Regions from separate parts of the Homo sapiens genome. Here all the other regions are linked to region 1. The links are chromatin loops, found by intact Hi-C in ENCODE. Cell type or tissue: dorsolateral prefrontal cortex. All regions are shown on one strand.

Region 1 (8,000 bases):
CGCTCACATCTATTTTGTGTTTCAATTTCTGGAAGCAGTCTTTGTCTTTGAGGCAGTTTGGTCCCTGACCTTCTGTAACATTTGGAGCCCAGCCACACTGTCTTTGTTTACTGTAAAGAGCATGGAAAAACCGACTTCCTGACAGTGCTCTGCAAAGTCTAAGGTCAAACCACTCACAGGTGAACAAACACAGTTCTTCCACCTTAAACTTGCCATTTGGTCCCTGTAAAATGGACGAGGGTAATAACGCTGGACAGCAGAGAGAGGGGAAATCAGTCCTCTGCCAGCAGCCAGCAATTAGTCACTTTGTCAGTCTGCTTTGGGAAGGGCTCATCTTAATTCAGCATCCATTTTGAAGAGGTTAGAAACCATGACATGCAGTTTTAAGTCCTCTAGCAACTCTGCTAAATAAACCTATAGACCCTGCCTTTCTTGACACTATCAGCACATCATTAATATTTCCCAGGATTGCACAGATAAAGCATAGCATTCTTATTCACTTAAAGGATTGAAGAGTCACATTCACTGAATATTCACATCATGCAAGCCATTTCTGCTATGGTAAGATCTCTAAGGTGGGTTGGCTCCCTGTCAAGAGAGCATACCCTTCTTTTTTTTTTTTTTTTTTTTTGAGACAGTGTCTTGCTCTGTTGCCCAGGCTGGATGGCAGTGGCATGATCATGGCTCACTGCAACCTCTACCTCCTAGGCGTAAGTGGTTCTCCCACCTCAGCCTCCTGAGTAGCTAGTACTACAGGTGCACACCAAAACACCCAGCTAATTTTTGTACTTTCTTTGGTAGAGATGGGGTTTTGCCATGTTGCCCAGGCTGGTCTCGAACTCCTGGGCTCAAGCAATCCACCCACCTTGGCCTTCCACAGTGCTGGGATTACAGGAGTGAGCCACTGCACCTACCCTGCCTCCCCTGCTATTTTTTGCTCTCATCAAATGCAATAGCTTCCCTCTGTAAAAGGAAGGGAAGTGTCTTCCTGGGTAAGTGTATTGTAAGCTCTTTAAGGGCCCTAGACAATGCCTACCACACTGTCTTAGATTAGCAGGTCCACATAATGCATTTGTGTGAACATCATTGAATCAAACAATGACCTTGCTCACACATTTACCCCCTTTACTCAAAATCACTTATTTGTGAGATCCAAGTTTTCTTCTTACTATTTAAAGATTATTAGAGTTGATCTAAAGTGATATAAATGAAAATATTGCCAACATAAATTCACATTTTTCTTTTCTCTTGGAATAAATTCAGCTTTGGCTGTATTTTTTTTTTCTCTTGTTCTTTTTTTTTTTTTTTTTTTTGGTCTGTGGTGTAAGCAGGCTCTTGAAATGCCCTAGTTATCTAACACTGCTCTTGAACTCCACTTACAGATGATATACTAGCCTTTTACTAAAATATATCTGGGTATTAAAAGCTCAATTCTTTACTGCTGATGAGAAAGATTATTAACACTTTTTTTTCCCCAGCTATAATATGAGGCAGTAACACCCCTTTTTACTTCCAGAGCCAGAGGCAGTATGTCACATTAACCTTCATTAACTGCCCAAGAAATGAGGTACGTTCGTTAATTTAGTATTCTGGTTAGCTAAAATTGTGTGAGAAGGCTGATAAACGTCTGTGGTTTCTCCCTGTGCTATTAAAAAAAAAAATAAAAGAATGTTAAAGTATGTTAGCCCGCTTATCTTATCATCTTGGTAAGTTCAACATTCTGATTAGGGGGCAGATCTGGACAGGATGAGTCTACAGCTGGTGGGCAAGGATGGGGGTCGCTGGGGCAGGGTAGAGGAAACGCAGCCTGACTGAGATCAGCCTGAGGAAGAGCATCTGAGGCGTGTGGTGGGGGAAATCAGGTAGCATCTGAAAAGCAAGCCAAAGGTGGAAAGAGAAAACAAATTCTGTTTATATATAAGTAATGGCATGATGGAAGCCAACCCACCTAAGCCACTCAGATACCCTGTGAATTACTAAATTCACTGTAGAGATTTTTGTTATATGTGGCGTCATCACTTCTGATGTTCCCATTTCTACCTTCATCACCTTCATTTATTCATTACTTTAAAAAGGCATATCAAGCATTTTGCTAGCTACTGGGGAAAAAAAGATGAACGACACAACTCCTAAGCTCAGGAACCTGCGTTCTTTCTTCAGCTGAGCTTTAAAAAATGTAGAGTCAGCTTTACCATCACCTCTTCTCTGTTTTCCAAGAATACCGCAATAATGTCATTTCTTCATAACACCTCCAGAATCCATCTCAATTTTCCTTTCACCGCTACCAAGATTTGGGCACCATTCCCTTTTAGCCAGGCAATTGCAGAAGCCTCTTGATTAGTCTCCTTATACCCAATCCCTTCCTCCCCCATCAATCTTAGATTTGGCTACCGGACTTATTATCCTACAATTTGGTTGTTGGTCCCAATGTTTATGAAGAGGGTAATAGCTTTATATTGTGGCTCTCCTCAACCTAGTCCCGCTTCTACAGAACTAACACCCTACTTGATTCCTTCATCCACCTTCAGACATATGCATGTATTTTCACCTACCTGGTCTCCCTCCCACAATTTTTTTCATTTCCAAAGCAGGACAGCACGGTGGTTAAGACCACGCACTCGGGGGCCAGATATGCTTTACTACTTACTTGCTGTGTAGTTTGGGCAACTTATTTAACCTCCCTCTTGTGCTTCTGTCTGTGTATCACTGAAAATAACTTATTAAAAATATTTTCTCATAAAATTAAGTAGGTTAATGTACCTAAAATGCTTAGAATAGATGCTGGCACATAGTAAGTGCTAATTTTTAGCGACTGCCATTGCTATTGTTGTTAATACCTAAATCCTGCCCTACTCCCTGGCCCGATATTTTATAGCTCACTGCAAATCCCAGAGAACTCGGGGAACCTCCGCAGACATTTAGGTAGAAGTGTTTGTTCCCTTTTCAGCCCATCTGTGGTACCACTTATCTGACCCACACTTAGCAAGTGGATTGAGACTTACTAATTATTTTCATGGGAAATAAAACCTGAAGAAATGACTAGCAATAAAAGATAATAAATGGTTAGTAATGATTGATAGAAAAAAGTAGCACAGGCTCTATAGAGTATGTTCTCTGAGGGCAGGGACAATGCTTCGTGTGTCTTTGTTTCTTACACAATGCTTTATGCGTTGTTATTAACAAAATTGAGCCCCCATTTTTTTTTCTGATTCAATGGAGGATGTGATCAGAAGATCATTAATAGACCAATCTGTTTAAATAGACAATGAATAATCAGATAATAGATTGTCTTGACTGGTAGTGTATGAACGTGAAGAAATAAGGAGCCACCTTGGTTTTGGACAAAGGGTTGTCTAACCCATCTGGACAGTAGTTCTGGACATCATGAATGTGGTGGTTTGGTACGATTAGTTTGGTGGCAGGCTGCCAAATGGAATGAAACAAAAAGAGGGTGACCAGATTGGAGATCATTGGGTGGGAGGGTATGAGAACCTGAGCTTGGACTCTAGGAATGAATGGAGAAGAAATCTTAAATCCAAGGGCAGATGGTAAAGAAACAATATATAGGATTTGGGAGATCATAGAGGATGTTGAAAAGGCAAGGGTAAAAAGTGACTGCTGGATCTCTTCCTTGGTTAACTTTGGAGAATTCAAATTGGGAAAAGGTTGTCTTGAAGGACAAAAGATGTGTGCAGTTACTGGACCTTGAGCTCCAAGATGGCAGAGACCATGCATCTCTTGCTCATCATTGGAACCCCAGGGTCTGGGACCATCCTTGACACACTTATACAGTGAGAGGCTGAAAGGGCATCTCAAATGAATTAAAGGCCACTTACCTTGATATCTACACAGTCCAATAAGACATGTTGTAGACAATTACCTCCCACCTGTTTAATGATTCTCCGGTTCTAGTTAGCCGGCATAATCAATTTTGCTAAAAAGGTATACCTCTCACGTCTTGGGAAGGACGTCCCAAATAGGCAACTTACTTAATTCCAGGATGAGTGACAGAATCTACAGACCCTGAGGCCATCTCACTTGTACTTGCCTTAATGTAACTAGTAAAGCATACCTGGCAGTGCAGCACCTCCACAGGAAGGTGCTCCAGAAAGCAATTGTTTGCTCTCACCCTGCTGAGAAGTAGCAATATCCATGTGGCTTAAGGGCTGTAGCTGCAGCCATGAGCAGTGTTAGAAAAATATCACCACCATTTGCCAGCATGAGATGCCAAACTGCAAATAAGAGACATGTCGATTCAATGAAGCAGAAACATTTCACTTGTTTTTAAGATTACTTGCGAGAACTTTATTGCTATGTGTTTGTCTGCCTTTAAATAAGAAATTGCATTTTTAAAAAACCATCTCTTCTCTTCTCCCTACAAAGGGACGAGGCTTTCCTACTCGGGTGAATATTGCCTGTGCTGCTTACCGAAGAAAGGGAGCAGTCTTGGCAAGCATCTTATTAGTCTAAAAATAAATTATTCAGAATGCAGGTTCAGATACAGATTGCAGGGAGAGATAATAGAATAGGTTTTCCAAGCCTGATCATGCTATGAAGACGTGGTGTGTGCTTTTCAGGAATCCACTTAAGTGGAATCAGCTTTGACTAATACATACTAGAAATAATATTGCTGCCATCCAGCTAGTGTCTGTGGTACAGCATCCTCAGAATGTCTTCAAGTATCCACGGCCTCTTTAGTCTCTGTAAGTGCGCATATGTAAAAGTGTATATGTATTCCCAAGCAAGCTTCAGAGGCATGCTTCTCATTGTTCTTTTAAGGAAATGTCTTCCTGGCCGCCTGAGAGGGGCATGTCTCACTTGAGGTTTGTCTCCCTCCTGCTCCCCCTGCCTGGGTGAAATAGTTGACCACATCAGCAGCCGACTGCAGTTTGTCATGTGGTTTCTCATGTGATGCTGGGTCTGCAGCACTTGGGAGCAAGAGTCTTTGTGACTGGCACTCATGGACAGACAGTGGTGTTCAGGGACAGAACAGATTTTGGAGGGGGTGGGGAGGCCAATAAACCAAGAAACGTCAGAAATAAAAGTCGCATGAAGTACTCTGATCTCTGTATTTCCTTTTTTTTTTTTTTTTTTTTGAAATTTGATTTTAACTCTTGCTTTTTTTTATGGTTTGTGTCTGTTTTTTCCACCCCCGCTGGCGCCGAGCTGCGCTGTTTTGTGTTTCTTTTTTTTTTTTTTTTTCTATTTTTTTTTTTTAAATTCTGAAGCCAGACCGTCTTTCCTCACAGCTCCACGGCTGCATCTCCGTGGGCACGCAAGCTTCCCCTGGTTACCTGAGCTGCTCCTGCCGTCTCCCGCCTGGGCTTCGCCGTGGTGCACCCGATCCCGGAATCGTGCGTCTGCGCCCTGCGAAAGAAGGACCTGCTGGCGGAGCTCCGGCCGGGGTCTCCTGCCTCGCAGCTGGGCGAGGGGACTTGGAGGACAGGGTGAAGCTGCAGAAGACCTGGGGTGGGATGGCTAGAGAGGACGCCAAGGACTGGGGAAGGGGAAGTTAGGAATACCTTACATCCAATGCCCACCCGTGCTCCGCAGGGCAAGGGCAGCCGTCGCCTCGGCCGCGTGCACCCAGCTCAGGCTGTTCCCAGGGATTTAGTCTGGGGGGACAACCCATGGCGAGATGTGGTGGCATTTTACCTCAGAGTGGAGCTGAAGATGGATAAACAAGGTATCTGATGTATCTGCCTGAGAAGGCAGAGCTGGAGAAAGGCGGAGCGAGGGAGCGCGTGAAAAGAAAGAGATGCCGAATGCCGGGTGATTGTCTGCCGCTTGCTGTGCATTCTCATTCTAGGGAGGATGGCATAATTTATAACCCAGCACATGGATAGAGGAACTGTAAATTGTAGTCTGGATGTCCCCGGCGCTGTCGACGAAGGAACTGATGGGCTAGGTGACTGTACCAGTGTCCCCAGAGAAAATCGCAGCCTCGCAGCATGGATTTAAATGCATGTGCATGCATGTAGAGACATGAAAAAAGGTTTCTGACCATTTTACACAGGAAGTCTGTCACTTTGCTGGATCGGGCTTGATTGCAGCTTGTGTTTTCAGCTCCAGTTCAACACCCATTTCCTGACTAGTGAGACAGCATGGCCAAAGCAGCTGCATGCAGAATTTTCTTTTTACTGTGAAAGCAAGCCCCCTCTGTTTTAACTCCTTCCAGTTCTGAATGCTCTGTGCTTTGCTAGGACCGATTGTGGGGTTTTGTTTTCTTCTTCTACAAATCCCTGTAAACACAGCTGTATTCAGTAATGGCAAAAAAATTCTATCCTGTAAATAGAAATCTGATCAATTTAATCAAAATAAATGTATCCCAGATGACTTTGAGACCAGCTGGCTACCACAGGCTTCAGATGCTAAATGCTCAGTGGAGATGAATACAGTGTTATATTTACATGTTTCAGAGTGCCGGGATCAGCCTATAATTTGCAAAAAGAAATTATTTTCTAAAGACGAGAGGTGGTCCTACCAGCTCACAGCTGATGGTTAGGTACAGGTGTAAATGCTGTTCATGTGATTTGGAGATTTGCAGTGTTGCATTTCAAAAGGCATGTGCCATGAGGCAGAGTATGGCTGTTGTTAGTATGGAGAATGCTTGCTTCTAACTTGCTGTTATGGAGAGCCGAATGCCCTCTGAATAGCTTCTAGTGAGGTTGAGGGCAGGCACTTGAGGCTTGTTGTAGATTCAGATGTGAGAGCTGGGGTTCTCCAACCCCAGCTCAGTGGAGTCAGCTCAACCCTGGGGGTGAGGAGGTTTCCCAGTTGTCATGGGGAGCTCTTCTGGGACGCCTGTCTGGCCCTTCCACTGTTTGTTACTAATTCTACAAAGGCAGCTCTGTGTGTTGGATTATGTTTGGCCAGCTGTTGATGCATTCCTGCGGATGGGGCTGGGTGAGGATCTTATTACTGTACTTTCAAACTGTAGATCTGTGTGCAGGGATAGTACAGAAGGAAAGGAAAAGCAATAAGTTACAGAATCTGATCATTCTTACCTCTTTCTCCAGATAGTCCTAGAGTGAATCCAGAAAGGCTTTAAAGTGAAAAGAGGAAAGAGAGAGTAAGTGATTGGGGGTGGGTGGCATGAGGAGAAGAGAATGAAACAGAGCAAGCGCACAAGAGAAAAACAGCCTTAGAACTTCAAAGCTGCATAGACAAGCAGAATGTCACCAGCTTGTAATTAGCGGTTCATGGTTGCGTCAGTGACTGTATCTATCCAAGAATAACTATGTGATATGTGCCACAAAGTGAAGAAGATAGTCATAACTAAGTTATCAAACCCAGTTCAAACAAGGGCAAATGGATTAAGAAATTTTCTGTTTGTAAATCAAATACTGATGGATTACACAGATAAGACTTAACTGAATTCTGCGTAATTGAAGGCTGAATTATCAATTTGTCAGGGGGGATATGTTCATTAAATGAAACTGTGAACGCTTAAACATGCAAATTAATCATGCGAGAAAATATCAGTGCAAGCTCTATCAATACAAGATGTTTTACTAAATAGCCAAAAATGGCACTGCCAGTCTCCTATCTCTGTATCCACACATAAATTTTTTTGTTTGTTTTTGTGCATTTCAATAGAGAGAAGTCAAAAGTTACATTCGAGTAAATAGGGTAAATTAAATTCTAAAATTCCCACTTTAGAATTTAAAAAACAACTAAGGAGTTTTGATTTTTGGTGATCTCCCGAGTTTAAACCTTGAAGGAGCTTTTGCTGTCTTGAAGCCAAACAGCAGCTAGTCAGTAATCGTTATGGGAAGTCAGGGTACCACAGTTGTTGAGATTTCAAGGCCACGTTCACTTCCCTCCCTTGTCTCTTGTGCTTGGAGATTTGGGTGCTACTACAGCCTCCACAAAGAGACAGTGGGAGGAGCTGATTGGTCCGTAGGCTTAGAATGTTTACTCTTATTTGTTTTCAGTGCTCCTCCATGGCATTCATTTTCTGTTTGTATTTGTGTTCATGCTGCACAATTACTCCTGAC
Region 2 (8,000 bases), 590 kb after region 1:
ATATTCCAGGAAACAGGGACTCATTGTGGGAAGGCTAAGGAAAAAAAATTTTTTTTTAAAAAGGTATAGCACAAGCTGTTTTCTTTAATCCTTATAGAAAGTTTCACATTTGTAAATTTGTTGGGCAGGAAGATAGAAATTAAACTGAAAAGACAGGCAATGGTCAGATAATAGGATGCCTACCTTTTCCTGCTAAAGACTTGAGAGCTAGAATATAGGACCTAATGGATGGTATAGGCAAAGGGGAGTCACTGAGGGCTTTAACCAGGGAAATTGATTGAATTTAAGTACTTGATATGATTTGGCTGTGTCCCCACCCAAATCTCATCTTCAATTGTAATCCCCATAATCCCCATGTGTCATGGGAGGGACCCGGTGGGAGGTAATTGAATCATGGGGGTGGTTTCCCTCATGCTGTTCTCATGATAGTGAGTTCTAATGAGATCCGATGGTTTTATAAGCGCCTGGCATTTCCTCTGCTGGCACTTATTCTCTTTCCTGCCACCCTGTGAAGAGGTGCCTTTCACCATGATTGTAAGTTTCCTGAGGCCTCCCCAGCCATGCGGAACTGTGAGTCAATTAAACCTCCTTCATTTATAAATTACCCAACCTCAGGTATTTCTTCATAGCAGCTTGAGAGCAGACTAATACAGTACTATAATCAACACTGGCTTTTATTCTGCTTTAAGTGATTAGTTTAAGGCAATGTTTCCCAGACTTATCTGCACATTAGAATCCTCTGGGATCTCTTGAAAATTCCAAAACCCAGACCACATCCCAAGCCAATTAAGTTATGATCTCTGGGGATATATGTTGGGAACCAATGGCTTAATGAACAAAGTTTAAAAGGGAGTGTTATTTGGAGCAGATGGAATTGACTTGAGAAGGGTGTGCCAGTTATTTATTTTTTTTGCATATGCATTTTTCACAACTCTTAAACTTCCTAGTTTTTAAGTGATGGAGAATGGTTGTTGAAACAGGGTCAAGATCTCTTAACAAGATAAGAATCTACTCAGTTTTGTTCACTGCGTGGGCAGTTTCTGTCCAGCTAGTATAAGTAGGAGATTGGGCAGAAAGGATGACTTTCCAGAGACTACATCTTTGGGTCCATAAATTTTTCTTCATTTTTTTTCCCATAGAATCATGTCCCTTAGCAACATTTTTACTATAGCACAATATATTTGTACAATATTTATACTTAGAGCACAAATATTCATTTTTATCACTATATGTGTCTAAAGAGGCATTACATACCACATATATCAATTATGGGAAATACACTATTTCTTTGCTACTCAATTCAGATAGGGACCACATACCATATAAAATGAGCTTTTCTGTTATGTCCTGGGTCACACCTTTTCCCACTACACTGGGTTCAAAACAGAGATTTTTTTTTTTTTGGCCTTTTCTTGGATGTTGAAGAGGCAGGTTTTTAATTTTCCTTTTTAGTTACAAAATTCTATTTAGTTAAAAACAAAATACAACAGTTGCAGACTGTGAACTCTTACTGGTCTAGCTAGTGACAAGTACGGAAGCTCATCTGAGATACAGGATAAAGATAGTGATTCCACGTGCCACATCCAGATTTGGTAAATTTAACATGTTGCTCAGAAGTCTTCGTTGTAAACAAATATCTGTTTGTTCTGATTTGGTTTGTTGTCACTTTTTTTTTTTTTTGAGACAGGGTTTAGCTCTTTCACTCAGGCTGGAGTGCAGAAATGTGGTCATAGCATACTGCAGTCTAGAACTCCCTGGCTCAGGTGATCCTCTCACTTCGGCCTCCCGAGTACCTGGGACTACAGGTGTGCCCCACCACATTTGGCTAATTTTTGTATTTTTCTGTAGAGATGGGATTTCACCATGTTGCCCAGGCTGGTCTTGAACTCCTGGGCTCAAGCAATCCTCCCAACTCAGCCTCCTAAAGTGCTGGGATTACAGGTGTGAGCCAATGCACCTGTCTTGTCACTTTTAGACACACTGACTTTGGCAATAAAGATGTAAAGAGAAATGAGGAAGTAAAACATGCCTTGAATGTGTTTTGAACCAAAACAATTTTTTGTGGCTTCCATATTTGTTTGTTATAAGACATTGTGCTAAATTTGAGTGGTTTTCTCCCATCAGAAATCCTAAGAAAAATATTTAAGGTGGTTCTTCTTCTACCTTTTAAGCAGGCTCTCCTTTCCTTTTTTTCTACCCTTTCATGAAATGTTTGCTTTTCTCTCATACCCATACTGTATTTGTTGGTGCTATAGACTCTCTTCATTCCTTATCTTTGTTCCGTATCCTTAATCCAATTTTCTAACTTTTCTTTTTTCCTCCTTCCCTTCCTTTCTTCCTTTTCCTTCCGTCTTCTCTTCCTCCCTTCCTCTTTTCCTCTCTTTCTTTTTTTGCTTACTTTCCTGGGGATCAGCCATTAGGGGCTCTACCTGGTTGGCCCAGCCGATGCTGTCACTAGAGCCAGGTGAGACTTTCTGGCTTCTATGTCCATGCGGTAGCAACTCTGTTCCACAGGCTGCAGACTGCAGCGGAAATGAGTGTTGGACTGGAAACCTCGTGATCTAGACTTGCTTTAACATTTAGCAACAGGCTGCTCTTGAACAAACACCGTTTCTAAACTATAGTTTCCTCTACAGAGATTTGGAAAAGGTATTATCTATTCTGCCTACTTAATGAAGTTATAATGTAAAGAAGCAAAACTACTGGATGTCACAATAAGTTGGAAATCTCCAAAGCCTCAAAAATACCCAAGGCAGTGGTTCTCAGTTTTAGCTTGCATCAGACTCACCTGGAGGACTTGTTAAAACGCAGCTTGCTGGACCTCACTCTCAGAATTTCTTCTTCACTGGGTCCGTGGTACCCGGGCATTTTCATGTTAATGCTGCTGATGGCAGTATCAGTGGTTGAGAACATTGGTCTAAGGCATTATTATAAAATGGTCTAATCTCACAGTTTGCATCTGCTCTCTGTGATTCCCTTAGATCTAAAATTCAGAGATGCCATTAGGAACATAAAGGTGCTAAGAGGAATTTGAAATGACCAGGAGCGTAGGTCTCCAGAAAGTGCCTACCAAATAGGAGCTAGAAGCAGCTGAAAACAGATTTCACCTGAGGAAGCGCCACAAATTTCTAAGAAATTATATTTTAGACCTTGTGTTTCCTTGGATGATGAGTTAATTTACTTTTCTGGGCTATGAAAGTAGTCAGTATTATCTTTTAATTGAAGCCTAAGAAGGGACAACTGAGAAGGGGCCTCCTGCAGGCCTCTCTGCTGCAGCATGTTTAATGGCACAGTTCTGGCTTACTCTAATGAAGAGGAACAGGACACTGTCAGCTTCAAAGAAAATTTTCTGTGCTTTAAATGGTAATGCGGAGAGCATAGTAGATAATTTTAGCTGGAAAATCAAAATATGCTGTGACACAGCTATAAAACTCTTTGCTACGAAGCCAATATCATTCTGGCTGATGGCTATTAGACCTCACAAAAGGAGGTTAATTAACGAAACAAACCAGTTGTAAAACGGTCTGAAGGAAGTCTGGTGTGTTGCGTCAAGCTTTGAGGTGCCAAATGAGACTACATCCACCTAAAAAGAGGGGAAGCTGGCTGGATGGCAGAGAAACTCAGAACGCCTGTAGATTTGTATCTAAATCTGGCTTCTACGGCATATCTACGTGTAGTATGTGTGCTTGACCAAACATCAGAACAATCAGGCCTTTGAAGAAATGATGGGTCAGCCTAATTGGTCTTTCCCAAACAGTTGCACATACTGTTAAATTAAAAAAGAAAAGATGGGTCAGCTTAAAGCCATTCGCATGACTTGGATTAGCTGTCAAGTTCCCGCAAAGGCCAAAGCCAGGAATCCTTGCTCACTGTTTCTTCAGGGTACAAGGATGGGTTCGACTGGCAGCATAGCTCTTGGTTGCCCTCTGCAGGGACAAACATCCGAAGCTTTTTGTCTGGGGAAAAGACTCAAGAAAATTGCAGGCCTTGGAAAGACGGATGGGCTTGAGGCAGTAAATTTCAAGGCATGTCTGGCTCTTTAAGGGCCTATCCAGTGTGGGTGCTTTAACAAGCAGGCAATATTTTCAGGAACTGAGTTTAGTGCTTCAGATGTACAGGGGATTTGCTGACTTGAGGAAATGGAGTAATTCAGGTCTGGGGCAAATAGGAGAATATGAGAATTATTTCTTTTCTTCCCCCTTCATTGGAAGGCTACAGCTTGTGTGTGGTGGGGTGGGGGGTGGGGAACGGAGGGTGGAGCTTTTATGATAAAACAAAAAATAATACAAAACAATATACACACACAACTCTTGTTTTTATATATTTAGTACTGATGTCAGTGGAACTAATGAAAAGCAGATTGGTCACAGCAACATAGAAAATCAATTCTCGAGCTTTCTCTTATTCAGGTTTTTGATAGTACATTGCTCTCATCTGTTATGTGAGGGTCTCCAAGTGATTTTCCAATGAGTTGTTCTTTAGAGAAGAAATGAAGACACTGAAGACACTTGCTCTGGGTCATACACAATAATAAAAAGTAACCTCTTTCTTCCAATGAATGCTTTCTACGGCCTTCGATTTCAAGGCTGACATGAAAGAACTTTTATAATTCTCTTCCATGAGGCTCTTTCCGGGTAATAGAAGTCATCAGCTGAAAAATGAGATATGCACATTATACGTGCATTCATAAATTAATATTGATCAACTCCTCAGATATTTTATGACTTCATGGTGACCTAATGCTTTGTCATTTCCTCATATATTAGCACGACTTGGAACTAGTAAATGTGGCTATGTAACTACTTGTTCAAAGGTGGATGAAAGACTAAGTCTCTAGCTTATTACTAAAGAGTACACATTTCTCCTAGACACATTTGCATTAACATGTCTTGAGGAAGTATATGGAGGGGAAAATTAGGGAATAGGGTATAAACGATCTCTAAACAGAAGCCTACACTTTTGCTATTTCTCTTTGTTAAAGGCAGATGAAAGCATGCTCAGTCATTTTGGCTGAAAATGCAATAAGAAATATCAGTGGGGCAAAGGTAGCATAAATGCTCTATAGATAGCTGTTTTCCCCCCTCCACAAACATGAGAAAGAATATAACATTTGAAAGGAATAAAAATAAAGGGCCTCAGTTTGGCTCTCAGTTTCCTTGTGTACAGTAATAAAGTTGAGTAATAGCAACATATCAATGTGTGTTCCACAGGAATGCAAATTCTATCGCATGTAAGTACGCATCCCCCAAAATAATTCCATCATGATACAAGTTTGAGGAAGACATGTTTAGTCAAATTGAACAGTCTTATTTACTGCTGGACTTCTTAGGCTTTCATAAACCATTGCACATCAGGGGTTCCCAAGAGGTGGACATAACATAGTGTTTCCAATCTTTTTGACCACGCCACCATTTTCTCCACGTTACTATGAAAATATTGATATTGATTATTGTTTGTTAGTATCTTGTCCAGACGTCAAATTATATAAGTACCTGTTCAGAAGATGGGCTATAAAAAGAGACAGTTTGAAATGGAAGATAGATGGAATTAACCATGTACTTTGGGCCATAATAGCCTTATTTTACATTTTCACAACATCACAGCAAATAATTTTTTTCCTTGATTTTCCACATGTTGCTTTTCAAGGATAAAGAAACTTAAGGAGGAGAAAAAAAAGTCGCTAGTAAGAATAGAAATTAGATATTTACATGCCGATGAAAGGGATCTTAGAGTCAAATTGGTAGCATCTAAGAGCTGTCATCAGCAACATATTACTATCTTTCAAGGCAGCAAAATATCTGACTGGAAAACCCAAGCTCTTCCCTATCTTCATTTTCCACCCTGGCCATTCTCACAGTATGACAATGCCAGGCAGGTGCAAGGCACTGAATCTATTTGAACCCTTACAGTGAAGACAGACAATGTGGAATGTTCAAAAGTGAGCCCTTAAGATTATCAAGGAGTTAAAAAACAAACCCAGTCTGGAAAGGTTAAATGAGACGGGATTTATTTATTTATTTATTTTGTAAAGCATGGAGTAGAGTAAGTAGAGTTAACAGCATGGAGTAGAGTAAGTAGGGTTAATAGTCAATTCCCTTGTGTGCAGTGTTATTCGACAGATAGATGAAGGTGATCAGCTAGTTTCCTTTGCCAGCAAGGAAGGAAGGAGAGAAAGTGTTCTTATGCTGTAGTTGCAAGAATTTATTTTAGATATGGGGAATGGTTTTCTTATCCTGATGGTTTTGTTCCATGATTGCAGTTACCATTTAATTAGGTCAAAAAGGTAGTTTCCTAAAAGACACTTTACCAATATGTAACTAATAATATTAACCCTTATTAAATTATTATGATGGGCCACTTACCATACTGGGGACTATTTAGGCATCATGACATTTAATTTTCATATGCGCTTTCTGAGAAATATAATTTTATCAACAATTTATAGATGTGAAAAATACGGTTTATAGATATTAACTACCATCAGTATTTAGTGGAGTCAGTTTTCAAACTCAGATCTGCCTGACTTCAAAAGCCAAGCACTTGACCACCGTAATGTACAATTTCTCTTGTTGCACTGTTTCAGTGTAGGTCAGTTAGTGTTTATTTGAGTTTGTTCCTCAATAATAATATACAATGCAGATTAACTGTACTATAGAGACCAAAAGAAATTTAAACCAAGAACTGACTTTGCTCTTTCTTGACACAGGGAGGCAAGTGTGATCTTACTGAAGAATGAAGAGTCTAATGTAGTGGTTCCATGTTGTTTTGGGAGTTGCAGTCTGGGTTCTCAGGGATCTTCACTACCACCCCTCACCTTGCCTTGACTTGTTACACTGATTCTGCTGCTGAGGACAAAAGGTGGAAAGCAGAATATAATATCAAATGCATAGGTCTTGATGGACAGGGTCTGTAATAAAAGGGCCCTGGGGTGCTTTATGAAAGTGTGTAAGAATGGGAAGAAGTTGGCTTAGAAAGATATTATGTACATTAAGTTCCTGAAAGTCAATCTCAGCTAGGTGTGGTGGCTCATGCCTGTGATCCCAACACTTTGGGAGGCCAAAGTGGGAGGATAGCTTGAGCCCAGGAGTTTGAGACCAGCCTAGGCAACCGAGCAAGACCTCGACTCTACAGAAAATTTAAAAAATTAAAAAATTATCTGGGCATGGTGGCATGTGCCTGTAGTTCCAGCTACTTGGCAGGCTGAGGTGGGAGGATCAATTGGGCCCAGGGGGTCAAGGCTGCAGTAATCCATAATTGTGCCACTGCCCTACAGCCTGGGTGACAAAGAAAGACCCTGTTCCAAAAAAAGAAAAAAGAGAGAGGGAGAAAGTCAATGTCACCTTCTTATACAAGACCTAAGAGGCTAAATTCAAGCTGCCTATAACTTTGCTTGAAGGTTTACATGGATTTGTATAGATGACTATTTGAGAATTTGATTCATGGTAGGTAATTCTGTGATAAAAAGAGAAATAAATAAGAGATGCAACATCAGAAATGTTGTCTACAAGTTCACTGTTTCACCATAATTTATGTTAGGTAAGTCCTAACCCCTTGAAGTATATGTGTACACAATGTGGATGACAGCATGAATAATGTTTTGGACTGCATGCACACTAAAATGGCTATCGATAAGTAGCCAGTAGTCGCAGCCATTTACTAATACTCATAGTTTTCTTAGCTCTCTCCTGGGAAGAATCCGGCAGGCCTTTCAGGAGACGCCCCAAGAACCTGGGTTTGGCATCAGCTAGGCCTCACGGTGCAATGTGCAGGTGTTTATTCCAAACTATAAGTCACGATGCTTTTCCATCCTGACCTCATTCCTTGAATCTGCAGTTGTCCTGTGTGGAATCAGAGCAAATCCTACCATAAATCCAAGTTGAAGAATCAGAGCAAATAATGGAAAGCCTCTGGTCAAATTGAATCCAGGGTGTGAGGTCAAGCAGCCAGAGCCAAGAAATGTTATGTGAGGATATCTGAAAATATATGGATAAAACCGAAAG
Region 3 (8,000 bases), 510 kb after region 1:
CCAAAGTGCTGCGATTACAGGCATGAGCCACTGCGCCCAGCCAGTAATGATGTTTTGTAATGTAACATCTCAGGTAAGCATACATATAAAATTATAAAATACTTTTATTAATCAAAGAATTCATTTATGTATAAGTGCTTTCCACTCTAACCAAAACTGTAACAATTCCCCAAAAGTCGCCAAAGAGGAGCACAATAGTGATTCTTGTGGAAGTAAAATCAAATCATTTATTATTCAGAAGGGTGGCAGATTTACCAATACAGAAAGTTTCTGTCCCAAAATGTCCATTCTTTTGTAGCACTTGTTCTAATATTTAAATTTTTTTTCTATTGCTCATAGTAAGTTAACTGTTGTCACTTAAGATTTGAACAACTCACCTTCAGATATTTTGGTTTCTCTAAGTAAAATTATGCCATGATACAGAACATTAGGTTTGCTCTTACATTCTTATGATTTTGAATTTATTTTAGGTTTCACTGATGGAAAAATGGAGAAGGAAGATCTGATGAAACAGCAAGTCCTTAAGAGTGGGAGCCAGAAGTTTAAGTTGTAACAGGTTTTGGATAAGATTCAGAACTTAGAGGATAACGAACTGCAGAAAAATTCTTTGGAAGATAATGACTAGAGAAAAATTCTGGGTCAAAGGCAGCTATTGTGGTGCATAGTTATTCAGATTTCAAATTTGAAAAGAAATCATTGTTTCATAGGCCGAAAGGTGAGCCACTGGTATCTGTCATCAGCAAACAGGAAACATGAAGAAGAAGTACATTTATTCTATAGGTTGCAACACACAGTACAAATATACCATTAGAATACCTAAAATGCAAGATGAATCAGTCCCGTGAATTGAAACTTTGATTTTGTTCTTGAGCTAGTAAAGTTTACAGAGTTCTATGAGGAAGGACATCTGTAAAATATCTTACAATACGTTGTCTTCTATTTTGAGAGAAAGGGAAAGTATCTTTGCACTGTGAATATACCCTTTGTATTATTAACTGTGAGGACATGACAAGGCTAAACAATTGCTTCTTTCTTGTCAAAGTTTCGTTTGCTTTGGTTAGTGCCATTGTTTGAGAAAATTAAACAAGTTTCCATGTTTTAGGCTTCTTGACGTTTTTTGATGTTCCACTTAACTGCAGTGGAATAACTCGATGGAACAATTCAAGGCAGCTGTGCTCTGATCCTCAGTTGCCCTCCAAGGATAACATGACACATTTGATAAACACATTTCCTTTAACACCAAGTTCTCCAGGTCAGGCAGGCATAGCATATAGATGAAACTGATCTGAGCCTTCATCCTGAGGGAGAAGAGGGTTAGAGATGAAGGTAAACCTGGATCCCGGTTTTAACCCTGCAACATACTAGTCTCCTGAACTTGAGTATTTGTAAGTACAGAATCTGAGATTAGCTTTGCCCATGGCTTTCCACACATTGATATTTGATGGGACCTGACCCTTAAATAATCCCAAGTCATAGAAAAAGAATTTTGTGGAATAGTTGCACAGAGCATTTGCTTACTCAGTTCTGTTGCCCAGGAGCCCAAACGGTAGAGGGAGGAGAATGTGAATTCTGGAATTAGGAAGACTTGAGCTTGATTTCACCTTCTGCCATTGAACAACTGCTGAGGTTAGTTTCCTATACTCTTTGAGTCCCAGACCCTTATCTCTAAAATTTAGAATAATAATATCTACCTCACAGGATTGTTAAGAATGCTAATTGAGATTGAATATGTAAAGTACATGGCACAAAACATTCAATAAATATTAGTACTATTTAATTTAGCCTAAGGGTCTTGCTGGGTTTTTAGAGATGCTTTCCTGCCTCTTGTTGGCTCTACTGTTTACATAATTACTCTTTATTTTTCCTTTTCTCTAAAATGTTATTAATGTTTCAGTAAATCTTTTTTATATTGAAAACAATTTCTTATATAAAGTGGAACATATTGGGGGGAACTTTTCAGTAGTCATCCCGTAGGCTAAAGAAACAAAGAAACAAAAAAGATAGATGTTTTACATGTTTTTATTCTGTTGATGAGCCTCTGAGAAGATTGTTCCAGGTTCTGACACAGTCTCACCCAGGACCAAGATGGTTTTCTTCACTTTCCAACCCAATGATCTTTTAGTTTTAATATGAGTAAATCTAAGCATTGAAATACAGCATTTCCCACATAATTGTTTTTATACATTTAATATTTTAGCTCATGCAGAAAGGGGAGTTTCTGGAAACCATGCCTAAAGTGACCATCTATTGTAATCCTTGGAGAGTGTGACAATAAAAATTGTCTTGAACATTTATGTATAGCTTCTGGAAGGAGGCAGGAAAGACATCCTTAACCAACTAATAGAACTTTCACTTTTAAGGATCTGCAGTGCAGGTGATTAATTAGTAAAAATGGGCCCTGATACAAAGTCAACTTAGGGTCCACTGGATACTGCAACAAAGGACTTTTATTGTTTCTTCTTGAGTAGGGAAACAGATTTGCCTAATCAAAGACCAGATTCTTTCTTAGCAGTAAGGGAAAGAAAGTAGGTAATACTTTTTGTTTGTTTTTCCCTTCAGTAATGGAGAAAGCTCACAAAAGAAGAGAAGGGACATGCTTCACTCAGGTAGGCAATATTGCTTCTTTAACCCCAGGTGCAGCTATAGAGGCTTCCAAGTATATTAAGGTAAGAAGGCATTTGAGAATGGAGTTTACGCTGCAGGTACCCATGTCTTCCCGCATACTCCGGAGACTAGATTTGGGTTTGAATCGATTCTGTGGCTTTCTTTTACAAATTTCACTCCAGCCTAACATTGTCTCAACATTGTCCTCGCCCACTACCAATAATTTCCACTTTAGTAACAACATTCAACTATTCTTGAGAATAGCTGAGCCTCAAATTGGGTAACACCACCTCATAGTGTCATAGAACTGAGATCCCGTGACCCTACCAACCTATAGGTGTGCAGTGCATCAGCTGCTGCAACTTGTTACCCAACTGCTGCCTCTGGTCAATTAACAAAAATAAACTTCTTTCATAAAGGCAACTTGTTGGCAAAGATTTTCTTACTTAGTAAGTCTTTCCACCTCTGGTATTATAACAGAGAGGCCAAAACAAAATTAAAATTAAGATTGTCATCAGTAAGTTCTCAGGGTTAAGTACGTATACCGCTTTTGAGTTATCTTTAAAACAACTTAAGCCAAATCCTCCCTTAAAAATAATGGTTTGAATTAAATCTCATGTCTCCCAACCTGCAATCCATGATGAACAAGCTGAACTACAGCCTTAAACAACAGAGAAATCCTTGGAACCAACATTTAATTAAAAAGACCATTAGACGGTGCCTCATTGGAAGCACAGAACATGCTTAAATGAATTTTTCAATATGTAGATAAATGTTTTACCATTAGGGTTTCTTAAAGGAAGTAAAAATTGGCAACTCATTAAGAGTGTACATAGGTACTATAAACAGACAACAAAGTGCCTCTGGCATGTTTCATGATTTAGACATCAAAAGAAAAAGTCATAAAATCTACTTGCAGTAAAACAAAGTCCATTTTTCCTCAACAAGGCTGGTATCTATTAGCTACCTCATATGTGGAGAAAGAAAAGTTACCAGTCCTTTAATCAGATATATCTGAAATGTTTTGGGAATAAATATGAAATAGCGAAGAGTGTATGTATTTGATGTTTTCTATTTTTTACACTATACAAATGAGAATGACCTTGGTGGTTTAAAACATTCATCCTCTCTGTTTCTAATAATACCTACAATCAGTTGTGTGTATTAAAAGCTTTGTTAATAATCTACAAGTGGTAGGTGACCTCAGCATTTAGTTCTGTGGTTTAAAGCATGACCAAGATTGTGTTTTTGTTTTCCCCATTTTACAGCTAAAAAGTATGATGTTAAAAATACTGACAAAAACGAGTTGTTGCTATAAATATGTGAATCAAATGGGAATTTTCTGGACTTTGTTATTATGAACATTGCACAAAGAAAAAGCCAATGCATCACACCAGAATGTCAGTGGGATAGAGTACTGAGCCAAAGGAAAAGGGCAAAGAGCCCACTTTGGTACACCTGGAGTAGATTACACACATGGGGTTGATCTTTCCCTTGAAGCCAAAAAGCTCTGGTAATGTGCTCTCCACAGTACATGATAGAGCAGGGTAAAGCTGGAAATTAATCACCCAGTGCTACCAGAGCAGTTCATTACATGCAATTGACAGCTTCCTCTCTGTATTTTTAGATGGCTAAGAATCAAGTAGTTGCACATCAAAATGTGATTTTTTTTCTTGCTTCTTGGCACAGGACCCGTATCTGTCATCATTTCATGTCCTCAAAGGCCTGAGAGAAGCTGCCATCCTTGGGCAACAAAGGATGCCATGCAAAGCAGCTCAGAACTTGAGTTGTTTCAACAGATGCTGTTTTATGTTTTGCCAAAGAATGGCCCCTTTTATTTCTGTCATGAATGCAGTCTTTCTTTCAGTTTCTAAATGTTTGCCAGTATTAACCCTAATCCTTATCTGTCATTCTTTTAGGATGATGGGCTGTCCTTTTTCCTTTGGAACCAGCATAACCTTCACCATGTAAATATGGATTGCAAAGAAATGGAAACGTGGTGCTGTTCACCTTACAGCCCCTGATGATTTCTTATAGTGGGGGAGAGGGGGATTGCACTTCAAGGTCAGAGTAGCTGAGCCACGTTATTCCAGTGTAAGAAAAAATGCTAACATTGAAATGAGCAATTTTCCCCTGTAAAGATTCTCTGCCTAGGGGAATAGAAAGATCAGAAAAGGGAGCTGGTGGAGGAAAGAACTAGAATAAACAAAGCAAGCTCAGAACAATTTATTCCTATGTTTGTTTACTGAAATAGAACCAGGAAGGACCGATGAAGGTCTGAATTAATGTAATTTATAAGAAGAGAGGCTCCCCTCCAAGGCAATGAAGTGATCTCTTTCCAAATATGTAACCAGGAGTGGCTCCCTATAAACCCAAGGCATGTCAGGGCAAAGATGGTATTCCAGATCTTTACAGCCTCCCCACTTTTTGCCTCAGAGAGAGTTCCTAATTCACCATTTAGGGATTCAGAATTGTTAATCAAACTTGCTCTGATGAAATTTTGAGGGTTGTTCTGTTTCTTGTCACAAGTTGAATTGTTCAAAAGCACTGCATCACAGATCTGATTTTCCGCATTGCGCTAGCATTTTCTTACCTTGGGGCAGGCAAAGGGCTAGTCAAACTTTAAAATTGGAACTTCTTCCATTTTTTTCCCTCAGAGCATTTGAAGTTTTTTTGTTTTGTCTGTTTGCTTTGTGTCTGTTACATTTCTCTATTTTGCTTTTCAAGTGCAAAACTACTGTGCTGGAGATGATAGAGGGGATACATAAAGGGGGAAAATACATGCTCAAGGAAGTTCACAGAGTGGATACTCTATATCCAATAATAACAGTGAGGAAAGAAAGAATGCAGTTGAAGATATGAGGGGCAGAGTAATACAGAGATTTTCACAGATTTAGAGGATTGCTGCCCAAATCCTTCTGTTTCTCTCTTTTTGTTCCTAGTGAGAGTTGTTAAAATAGCTAACATCAACATGCCTATTCTGCACAGAGGAAGGATATATGAAGAAAGCAAGAAACCACTAGCCTATGTGCAGGGTGATATGCCTTACAGCCATGCTCAGTTACTATTTTTGATCGTGGGCCTAGAAATAACCATCTGGGCAATCAGACTTTTGCATTGACATGCAATGTTGGCTAAATCCACAGGCAGCTGGCTGAGTACTATTTAAACTCAGTGCTGAGATGGGAGTAGGCCCTGACAGGCAGTAGTTAGGGGACACTCATCTATTCTACCCATGTCAACAGTAATGATACTGTAATTCTTTCCAAAATGTGGTCCTTTTTGCTATGTTTTGACAAGCTGGCTGTTATTCTAACTTTCTGTATTATTGGAAACACACAGACTAGACATTGATACACATATATGCATATGCATGTGTTTATATGGCTGTATACAGTTATGGAAGAATCCATGAGAGTCAATCATCCATATTTATTAAGTATGTACACTATGCAAAGCACTTTATTGTGTGATATAGAAAAATATGGAAAAATTGTAAGCACACTAAGTCCAGGAGAGGTTGATTCACCTATTTTCCAGAACCTCACTTTGTGTTTCTATTAAGTGACGTATAGGGATCTGGTGGCATCCAATATCATTTCTAGGTCTTTAATTCTATGATTCCATCATTTTGGATGGAAATTAAATATACTGTTAAAGACATATGGACTGGATTCATGGTTACAAGCATAAGCTTTGGTGTCAGATTCATTTTAAATACAAGTGCGGCTTCTGCCACTTTAAAGTTCTATGACCCTGTGGCATTTATTAAATTGGGCTTTAGTATCCCCAACTATAAAATAGGAAATTGTAATTGTGATCTATCTCATAGGGTTGTTTTATATATTGAATGTGATAAAGCATGTAAAGCATTTTTCAGAAATTGTGGTAAAGGACAATTATTACAAAAATGTTAGCGCTTTTATGCTATCATGATGGTAGTTATAGAAGCATTGAAAACTGGGAAAAGTAAGTCAGCAGAACTCAATAAACTTGATTCCTTTGCACTGCCTTTTTTGTTGGAAAACTGTTGACTGGATAGATTTTTTTCCTCTCCTGGGGGAAAAGTGAAGTTGTGAATTTCTTTGTACATTTCAGAAGTAAATGAGACGATCTCATGTATAAATCACTGAATTCATATTAGTTCTAATCATTCCCACAAATACATCCAGGCTTTATGTGAGGCAAATACATGCATTTATTGAATCAGTTCATTAGCAGTGAAGATATATGTATATGTATATGTGTATAAACACATAAAATCGTTTTGGCATTTGTATGTTCATAGGAAAGAGCCAGGAACTATGGATAGATTAGAAGTCAGAAAATGCAGGTTTAAGCAGAGCTCTGATACTAACTTGCAGTGTCATTGTGGATAAGTTACTTAATCTTTCTAATCTCAGTTTACTTCTTTGTGCAACTAGGGCTTTACCTATTAACTGGTCTCAGCTCTAACACTGCTGTGAAGTCTCATGACTCTTTGTCAACAATAGCTCCATGAATGATAACCTAAGATAACTACAATGAACTTCATTCTTGTATAGATCAATGTTTCTCAAATTAGAATGGGAAATCTCAAGAGTCCAGACAATTTCAGCTCAATCAGCAATCTCAAGACCTCCTGACCAAAAGTTGTCCTGTTCATATGGCCCTGTCTCCTCCACCCCCTGCAGCCAAAAATCCAATAGACATTCACTGGGAGCCAGCTGTTGTCACGCACTGCACTTGACGGTAGAAATTTAAGATATAAAATACATTTTCTAATGAGGAAGACATGTCATATTTACATTGTCTTAAATGCTAGGCAAGCACACAGAAAAACTACTAAATATTTCTGGTAAGGTCTGATAAATTGACACGCGGGTTTCTTTGGAGATGCGCCTTAAAGGATGTCAAAGAATTGATCTGGTGGATAAAGTAATGAGGAGACAGTGGAAGTTCTCATGCAAAGGAAAAAAAACAATTGTAAAGATACAAAGGTGTGAGAAATCTTGATATAGTCAGAGAATAGAAATTACTGTGGATGTGAAATAAAGAGCATCGGTTAAGAGACCAGATACCAAAGTCAAATGGTCTAGGTTCAAATACCAGCTCCATCACTTAGGTGCACATGCTGGGCTAATTATTTGACCTCTCTGCTTCAGTTTCTTCATTTGCAGTATGAGAATGATAAGGTATTGTAAGGATATATTTTTGAAACATACTCAGTCAATATGAGCTATTTTCTTGAGTATCAAGTAGAGGGGGTTAGTGAGACAATAGAGCGAGGAGACACTAAAGAGGTAGATTGTAATCTGATGACAACCAGAGGCTGTCTTATGCCTTGTCAAAAAAGGTCTCCTAGATGTGCCGATGGGGATTTATGCTGGAGAGTCCGGTGGCCATATTAATGGCAT

The links. Hi-C counts contacts between places; a loop is a spot of excess contacts. Peaks named below come from ENCODE experiments on the same cell type or tissue, not always from the same donor. Only the 100,000 strongest peaks of a DNase experiment are listed, where the experiment ranks them.
Region 2: a loop joins it to region 1, with 6 times the contacts of the local background. A loop is called at or near these places in 4 of 110 quality-filtered maps.
Region 3: it touches region 1 in a loop (8-fold over the local background); 3 of 110 quality-filtered maps call a loop at or near these places.

What each region holds. Positions count from the first base shown.
Region 1 is chr6:22,141,385-22,149,384 of GRCh38, forward strand. All of the region lies in intron 9 of CASC15 (cancer susceptibility 15), which reads left to right. NBAT1 (neuroblastoma associated transcript 1) reads right to left here and starts at 5,809. Exons shown (of 3, transcript NR_034143.1): 1 at 5,656-5,809; 2 at 5,295-5,367. RefSeq lists enhancers at 3,834-4,335, 6,961-8,000. In dorsolateral prefrontal cortex, CTCF peaks have their summits at 4,689 and 4,889; DNase peaks (open chromatin) are centred at 4,897, 5,357, 5,737 and 6,821; H3K4me3 peaks cover 3,888 bases; H3K27ac peaks cover 4,045 bases.
Region 2 is chr6:22,733,651-22,741,650 of GRCh38, forward strand. No RefSeq gene overlaps it. Among named protein-coding and RNA genes, the nearest start is that of LINC03005, 20 kb to the left of the region's middle. In dorsolateral prefrontal cortex, a CTCF peak has its summit at 3,923 (motif pointing left); a DNase peak (open chromatin) is centred at 3,891.
Region 3 is chr6:22,653,407-22,661,406 of GRCh38, forward strand. All of the region lies in intron 2 of LINC03005 (long intergenic non-protein coding RNA 3005), which reads right to left. It overlaps LOC105374973 (a long non-coding RNA gene), which reads left to right. Exons shown (of 5, transcript XR_007059497.1): 3 at 471-1,626; 4 at 2,560-2,606; 5 at 4,524-6,616. Among named protein-coding and RNA genes, the nearest start is that of LINC03005, 61 kb to the right of the region's middle. In dorsolateral prefrontal cortex, a CTCF peak has its summit at 4,511; a DNase peak (open chromatin) is centred at 4,345; H3K4me3 peaks cover 767 bases; H3K27ac peaks cover 1,990 bases.